Regions from separate parts of the Homo sapiens genome. Here region 2 is linked to region 1. A link is an interaction called in ENCODE POLR2A ChIA-PET data of the cell type or tissue named here. Cell type or tissue: HCT116. All regions are shown on one strand. Region 1 holds the start of NR4A1 (nuclear receptor subfamily 4 group A member 1). Region 2 overlaps LIMA1 (LIM domain and actin binding 1).

The links. ChIA-PET counts read pairs that join two places held together with the same protein. Peaks named below come from ENCODE experiments on the same cell type or tissue, not always from the same donor. Only the 100,000 strongest peaks of a DNase experiment are listed, where the experiment ranks them.
Region 2: POLR2A ChIA-PET joins it to region 1 with 6 read pairs; 1 of 35 experiments calls an interaction of 5 or more read pairs at or near these places.

Annotation. Positions count from the first base shown.
Region 1 is chr12:52,049,658-52,053,657 of GRCh38, forward strand. It overlaps NR4A1 (nuclear receptor subfamily 4 group A member 1), which reads left to right and starts at 1,785. Exons shown (of 7, transcript NM_173157.3): 1 at 1,785-1,911. LOC107984510 (a long non-coding RNA gene) reads right to left here and starts at 1,497. Exons shown (of 2, transcript XR_001749148.3): 1 at 377-1,497. RefSeq lists a silencer at 1,420-1,829 and enhancers at 1,921-2,478, 3,330-3,449. In HCT116, no CTCF peak of the experiment used is centred here; DNase peaks (open chromatin) are centred at 1,273 and 1,584; H3K4me3 peaks cover 2,920 bases; H3K27ac peaks cover 2,641 bases.
Region 2 is chr12:50,253,117-50,257,116 of GRCh38, forward strand. The region is part of intron 1 of LIMA1 (LIM domain and actin binding 1); the gene reads right to left. It also overlaps the pseudogene RNU6-1093P. Among named protein-coding and RNA genes, the nearest start is that of MIR1293, 21 kb to the left of the region's middle. In HCT116, no CTCF peak of the experiment used is centred here; a DNase peak (open chromatin) is centred at 1,525; H3K4me3 peaks cover 1,908 bases; H3K27ac peaks cover 2,349 bases.

The DNA.
Region 1 (4,000 bases):
GACAACAAAACAAAACAAAAACGGGGAGAGGAAAGGACCCAAGAGATGTTCCAAAAAAGAATTTCAGGAAACAGTGAAAAGTTGCAAATGGGGCATCAGGAGCCAGGAGCAGAGATTAGGTGGCAGGCAGGGGGTGCAGAAATGACAAGTTCTGTCTGGAACAGATGAAATTTGAGGTGCTTGTGGGACCTTTGAGTGGGCAGAAGCGGGGGCTGGAGACAAGGGTGTGGGAAAACTGTGATGGGGGTTGAGGGTGGAAATCGGGCCGGCAGAGCCTCCGGGGCAGAGAAAGTCCTATGGGGTGACCAGATGAGTTGAGAACTGGGTGGGTGGGTGCAGGCTCAATGGAAGCAGAAACTCATGGATATTGACTTACATGGGAGAAGGGGAATGGATGGGGGTCGCAGTGGGGTGGCAGGGCTCTCTTTTCCTTGTTTTTGTTTTTTTGCCCTTCCCTCTTCTCTTACTTTTCCGTGAGGGCTCCCCAGGCTCAGGAGAGATCAGGGTGGAAGGGTGACGGCCAAACCAGGGAAGGCTCCAGGTGGCTGAAGCCTGGTCTGTGCCCAGCAGGGCCCTGGCGGGCTGTTCCTCACTCCACCGGGCAGGTGATAACTGGTCAGAGCTGCCTCCCCACAGGTGCTGGAGGTAGGCTGGGAGGGCCGGTGCTCCCTGATGTGGACAGGGGGAGGGGTATTGATAAGAGGCGTGGAGAGATCCCTAGAGATGCAGTCTGTGGCCCTGGGTTCCAACCCAGTGTGCCACCACCTGGCTGTGTGACCTTCAGCAAGTGCCATTATTTCTCTGAGCCTGTTTGTTTATAAAATGAGGAAGAGTTGGCACAAGTTTGAAAAGATTTCTCAGGCTCCACCCGGTTCTGAAATTCGGTAATTTCCCAACTAGGGTGCACTCCCCCTGTAAGGGGCTGGGGAGGGGACGGTGCGAAACCAAGTTCAGCTTGTGGAGCGGAGCCAGAGCTGTTGGCCGAGCTTGGGCCTGGCCAACGCCTGCCCTCGGGAAGGTCCTGTGTAGGGAGACTGCCTGGAGGGACTAAGCGAGGGCTCTAACTGACGTCTCAGGGGCAGCCTCTCAGCCTGAGACCCTGCTGGGGAAGCCGCGTCCTGTGCACTAGCTGCGCCTAGGGCTGAGGTGAGGGCGCAGGCTCCCCAGGGTGTGTCCGAATTGCCCGCCTCAGCCCGCGGCCTGTCCTGACCGCCCAGCAGCGGCAGCAGCGACACCCTAGGGCTCCAGGAAGGGCTTGGGAAGGTGTAAAGGCGGGGCTAGGCTCGGAGGGAGCCGGAGGGACCGGGCGCGGTTGGCTCCCGGGAGCAACTGGAGAGTGAGGAGATCCTCATCCGGGGAAGCCCCGCGGCCGCGTCTCTACAGCGCCCCTTCTCGGGCTCTGGCCCTCCCGCTGGTTATTCTGGACCTGGGGGCCCCCAGCTGGGACCCGAGTCCGGTGCGGGGAGCCTAGTGGGCCTGGGAGCTGCTATTTTTAGCGGGCGCGGCGGGCGCGAGGAGCCTATTTATAGATCAAACAATCCGCGCTCCCTGCGTCAATGGAACCCCGCGTGCGTCACGCGCGCAGACATTCCAGGCCCCCCCTCCTCGCCCCGCCCCCTCGGGCTCCCCGGGCCGCACCTCCCCCTGGCCGCCTCCCGCCGGAACCGCACCGCCCCCCGCGCCCTTGTATGGCCAAAGCTCGACGGGCGGCCTGCGTCAGTGGCGCCCCCGCCCCTCCCCGTGCGTCACGGAGCGCTTAAGAGGAGGGTCGGGCTCGGCCGGGGAGTCCCAGTGGCGGAGGCTACGAAACTTGGGGGAGTGCACAGAAGAACTTCGGGAGCGCACGCGGGACCAGGGACCAGGCTGAGACTCGGGGCGCCAGTCCGGGCAGGGGCAGCGGGAGCCGGCCGGGTAGGTTCCCTTCGGGGAACGTGCATCTGTTTTTAGGAGCGGTGCATGAAGGAGATGGGTGTACGCGCGGGCAGAGAGGATGTTGTAGGGCCGGCATGCAAGAGGGTAGGTGTAGTGTGCAGCTGTAGCACAACGGGATGAGAACCCAGGTCAGACTGGAAACTACTGGGTGCGGGGTAGGAGGTAGGGGAGGTTGACTACCTGCAAAGTGGAAGCTGTAGGGGGTTGGGGTTGGCGCCGGGAGTAGGGACTTGTCCAGCAGGCGGCTGGCCTTAGTTCAGTCTCCTAGGGTGCCCAACTGGGCGCACGGTGCTCTGAACTTGGGTGGGTGTGGATGGGGGTCACAGCACCGTGGGGGAACAGGTACACAGAGCTTTGGCGCTGCTGGGATCCGTACGATTCTAACTGGGATTGGATTTCCAAAAGGCCCTCCTTCCTCCCAGCCTGTCAGCTCCCTCCCAGTGTCCCGGTTGTTTTCTTAACACTTTAGAGGCTGTGGCTGAGTTGGCAGGGGTTCCCCACCCTGAACTTTCTGTCTGAGGTGCGTTAGGAAGCCTCCGGATCATTGAAGGAAGTGACTGGCTTGGTGGCTGACCTGTGGAGGGCTGCTTGCTGTGTATTGAATAAAGGAGGCTTCTTGGGGTCGGGGCAGGGTCTCTGTAAGCACAGGGAGAATTGATTTCGCTGGGGCTTGGATCACGTGTGTGTGTGTGTGTGTGTGTGTGTGTGTGTGTGTGAGAGAGAGAGAGAGAGAGAGAGAAAGAGAGACAGAGGTGGAAACCCTTGTCCTTGGGGATCCTGGATAGAAGTTGCCAGTGTTGGAGTCTTGGGGCGGTGCTGCCTAGAGGATACCTCCCAACCATTCCAGCTCCAGATGCTGATCATCCCTATGCCCCCTCCCCCAGTAGTCTCTGTTGGATCTTACAGGTAGGGTGCAGCCTGAGGCTTGTTCAGCAGAACAGGTGCAAGCCACATTGTTGCCAAGACCTGCCTGAAGCCGGATTCTCCCCACTGCCTCCTTCAACCCCGCCTCTTCCTCCTCCTGTGGGACTGCTCCCCCCTCCTGTGAGGCTAGATGTAGGTCCATATCTTGTGTTGTTAAGAACCTGCATGAAGGGGGAGGGACTGATGGGGGTTGATCCGGATGTGGGACGTCCAGGTGGAGAAACAGGATTTGAATAAGGCAGGAACAAGCGCCCAGTTCTGCCCAACTGCTGTCTTTCCTCCTTCACCCCCAGCCCATCCCTGGCCAGGCTGTCCTAGTGCAGGCAGATGTGGCCACCCTCACCTCTCGCAGGGTGCTGCATGCCTGTGGACTGGTGCCACTGGGTGTGTGGGGCCTGAGCTACAAGGGTCTCTGTTGTCTTGGTTGTCAGGCTAGGGGTGGAGGTGCCCTGTTCAGGGCCTGTGGAGTTAGAAGGAAGGCTAGGACCAGAGAGGACTTCCTGGGCTCTTGGCCAGGAGGTGGTGACAGCCTTTGCCCCCATCACTGCACCCCTTGATTATGGTACTCTGTTCCTGCTTGATTTCTTCTCCAGCTTCCCTCATTGACTGGTGAGGCCAGAGTTACGCAGACCCCAGGTGTGTAGGTTGGGAGGGAGACTGTCCTGGAGCCTCCTCTGCATTATTTTTTGACCATTCTGTGAATGTAAGGATCTGCCTGAATGATGCTATCTCTGTTCAGGCTCTCTTCAGGCTCCTCGGGACTGGGGCTGTGTAACCCCCTTTGCCTGAGCCTCTGGATTCTTCAGGGCACAGACCCTGCTTTAGTGGAGGGACCCAGGCAGGGGCAGAATGTCTTCCACCCACCCACCAGCAGGCTTCTCCTTAAGTCTTCTGCTGGACTCTCAGAGTTCTCTTATTAAGATAACTGGGGGCAGCAGAACATTCTTTTTAGGTACTGTTGTCCATTCTCCTGAGAGTCCAGGGGGCTGTGGTCTCCTTCCTCCCCCCTTGCCCTGTCCCCAGCAAATGGCCTTTAAAGGTCTGGAGCCAGGTTACCGATGAGGAGGCCTAGGTTCCCTTCCTCTTTGCTTCTGGGAGCATCTCGAGCAGTGCAGAGTGGCTTCCCAGCCCCAGATGGCAGGAT
Region 2 (4,000 bases), 1.8 Mb before region 1:
GTTGATTCCATTAACAGAGACAGTAAATATAGAAAGAAGAGGGAAAATGATGAGTGTTGATTTACACATGTTGAGACATACATGTCAGCAAGAGAAATCCAAATGATATACAATAGGAAACTACAAATTCAAAGCTAAAGTTAGAAATCCGACTCTTGGAAGATTTTAAGACACTAACTTTATGCTTTGCATATATCTCAATCCTCACAATCATTCTACAGGATTGGTTTTATTGTCTTATATTTATGGTAACGAAATTGAGATTCAGACATATTAACTTTACAAAGATCACTTAGCTATAAAGTAGCAGAGCTGGGATTCAAACGCATATTCTGTTTGATTCCAAAGTCCATTTTCTTTCAACTACAATTAATGAAGAATGATTAAAACCGCCACTTTTAGCCAATGTAGAAAACCAGCTAGAAAAATCCCTGAACCACCTAGCTGAAAACCCATACAAATTATTTTTCAGTAAGAGAATAGTGGTGAGTATCTTCCCAGAGTGGTGAATATCAGAGATAATCATTCCTGCTTTCAGGGAAACTTAAAAGTTATCCTGGGCTCACTTGGAATACCCTCCATTGTAGTAACTGGCTTTCATTGGCCTGCATTAAAGGTGTGGTATTGGGGCCAGCATGGTGGCTCACGCCTGTAATCCCAGCACTTTGGGAGGCTGAGGCAGGCGGATCACCTGAGGTCAGGAGTTCCGGACCCAGTCTGGCCAATGTAGCAAAATCCTGTCTTTACTAAACATACAAAAAATTAGCCAGGCATGGTGGCAGGCGCCTGTAATCCCAGCTACTTGGGAGGCTGAGGCAGGACAACTGCTTGAACCCGGGAAGCAGAGGTTGCAGTGAGTCGAGATCATGCCATTGCACTCCAGCCTGGGCGACAGAGCGAGACTCTGTCTCAAAAAAAAAAAAAAAAAAAAGAAAGGTATATTATCTCTCCCCACCCACACAGTCTCTCTCAGATATGAGTTCCATTTTCAGACTTTCAGACTCCAAAACCCATTCTCTTCAGTCATATGCATTCTACTACCACATGAACTGTGAAGGAAGAACTGCTGGATTGGAAGACAGTTGGCTGCAAGAGTTAAAGGAAACATATAACAAAAATAAACACAGATTTTTAGCTTCAGAGACTAGAAGGATCGTTGCATGACAAATAAATGGTATACATAGAAAGGGGAACAGTTTGCTGAGAAGGAAGATGCCTTCAGTTTCAGATACAAATGGCAGATTTTTTTCATTAAGAAAGTAGCTTGGAAATCAAGTAACCAAATCCCCTTTTTTACAGTGAGGAAACTGAGATGCATAAAGCTCCAATCATTTTCCAAAGTCACCAGCTGGTTAGTATTAGAGCTAGAGTTCTAACTCCCAGGATCAATGTTCTTTTATCAAACCAGGTAGCTTGAGATGGGCCACTAAATTGTCCTAGGGTAGGGTAAGCTGTAGCTTGGAGATAAAGATCTCTCGAACAAAGGTCCTTGAAAAGTTGAAGAGTGACTCACTGGGAAATCTGCCCCAGGTATCTGCTTCCTCAAGCTGTTGCTTACGGTGAGGCCGGTAACTGCTCCAAGAAACCTATTCTAATAAATTCATTTACAGACTCTCCTGACCAAGGAAACTGTCTCTCAGAAACCAGGCTTGGACAAAAACAGCCGGGCGCGGTGGCTTATGCCTGTAATCCCAGCACTCTGGGAGGCTTAGGTGAGTGGATCACTTAAGTTCAGGAGTTCGAGGCCAGCCTGGCCAACATGGTAAAACCCTGTCTCTACTAAAAATACAAAAATTAGCCAGGCGTGGTGGTGCATGCCTGTAATTCCAGCTACTCGGGAGGGTGAGGCAGAAGAAAAATTGTGTCACTGCACTCCAGCCTGGGCAACAGCACAAGACTCTGTCTCAAAACAAAACCAAAAAAAACAAAACAAAAAAAAACCACCAAACCAAACCAAAAAATAAATGAGCTGGCCCTGCAACCAGCCCTCCCCAAGCCACTAATAAAATCCTGTTCTTATATATCCGATCTCAGTGGCCTCCTCTCTTTTTTTTCTCCTGAGATGGTTACTTATTCAAGCTGTATGGCTTCCTGAACATAGCCTCAAAAAATTAGAACAAAGTAAAAACTACAAACTCACTTATGAAGAAAAAATGGGCCACATGTGGTGGCTCATGCCTGTAATCCCAGCACTTTGGGAGGCCGAGGCAGGCAGATCACATGAGCTCAGGAGTTTGAGACCAGCCTGGGCAACATGGTGAAACCCTGTCTCTACAAAGAAAAAATACAGAAAACTATCTGGCCATGGTGGTGTGTCTGTGGTCCCAGCTACTCAAGAGGCTGAGGTGGGTCACTTGAGCCTAGAGGTTAAGGTTGCAGTGAGCCGTGATCACACCACTGTACTCAACCTGGACTATAGAGCCAGACCCTGTCAAAAAAAAAAAAAGAAAAGAAAAGAAAAAAAAAAGTAAAGAAAAGAAAGAAAAGAAAGGAAAGAAAGAAAAGAAAAACATTATTTTTAAGAAATAGATTGTAGAGTTTTAGTTTTTCTACCAACCTCTCTTCCCAATTTGAATGTCATCAGGTAAAAGGGAGCAATTAAAAGAAAAAAAAAAACTAAAAAACTTCAAGTTGCAAAGGGAATTTTAAATAAAAGCAACATGAAATACATTGCTACATAATGTTTTTTCAGAAAATTACATTTCTAAATTTATATTTCTGTACAAAAATAGTGACTAAATTCACATTCTTGAACATTTTTTGGAAGTTAATAGTTATTTATTTTTTTTTTGAGATGGAGTCTCACTCTGTCGCCCAGGCTAGAGTGCAGTGGCGCAATCTCGGCTCACTGCAACCTCCGCCTCCCAGGTTCAAGCAATTGTCCTGCCTCAGCCTCCTGGGTAGCTGTGATTACAGGCATGTGCCACCACACTCGGCTAATTTTTTTTTTTGTATTTTTAGTAGAGATGGGGTTTCACCATGTTGGTCAGGCTGGTCTTGAACTCCTGACCTCATGATCCGCCCGCCTCGGCCTTCCAAAGTGCTGGGATTACAGGCGTGAGCCACCGTGCCTGGCTGGAAGTTAATAGTTCTTTAACCTTTTTTTTTTAAACTTTTTTTTTTAAACATGGACTGCTTCACAAATTTGTGTGTTAACTTCACACAGGGACCATGCTAATCTTCTCTGTATCATTTCAACTTTAGTATATGTATGACTGAAGTGAGCACTCACCTTTTATTCTGAAACAATTTCATACATAAGAGTTGCAAAAACAGTACAAGAGTTCCCATATACATTTCACCTAGCTTTATCTTATATTACCATAGTACAATTAGCAAAACTAAGAAATGAGCACTGGTACAATACTATTAACTATAGACTTTATTGAAATTCCACCAGTTTTTTAATTAACGTCTTATTTCTGTTTCAGGATCATACACTGCATTTAGTTGTCGTGTCTTCCTAAGTCTACCCCAATCTATGACAGTTACTCTGCTTTTCCTTGTCTTTCATGACCTCGATATTGTTGAAAGTATTGGTCAGATATTATGTAGAATGTTCCTCAATTTGGGTTTCTTGGTTTCTCCAATAAAATAGAATCAAGACTCCTTGGAGAAGCGGTTGATTCCAGAGCTGGGGAAGGGCAAATACAAGATCAGCCTGGAACATCTTGCAATACTCAAAAGACAAAACAAAAAAAAGTTTTTTTAAAAAACATGATATTTTCTCAGATTAGATTGAGATTATAAATGTTTGAAAGGAATAATCCAGAGTTGATGTTCCCTTCACAGTGCATCATATCAGAGGGTACGTGATGTTGATGTGATGTCTTATTACTCACGACATTAGCCTTGATCACATGGTTAATGTGGTATATCAGGTTTCTCCTCTGTAAAGTTATTATTTGTTTTCCCTTTGTAATTCATAAATATTATGAGGGAGAACTTTGACTCTGTTTCTCCTTAAACTTTTTCCCATTAATTTTAGCATTCATGGGTG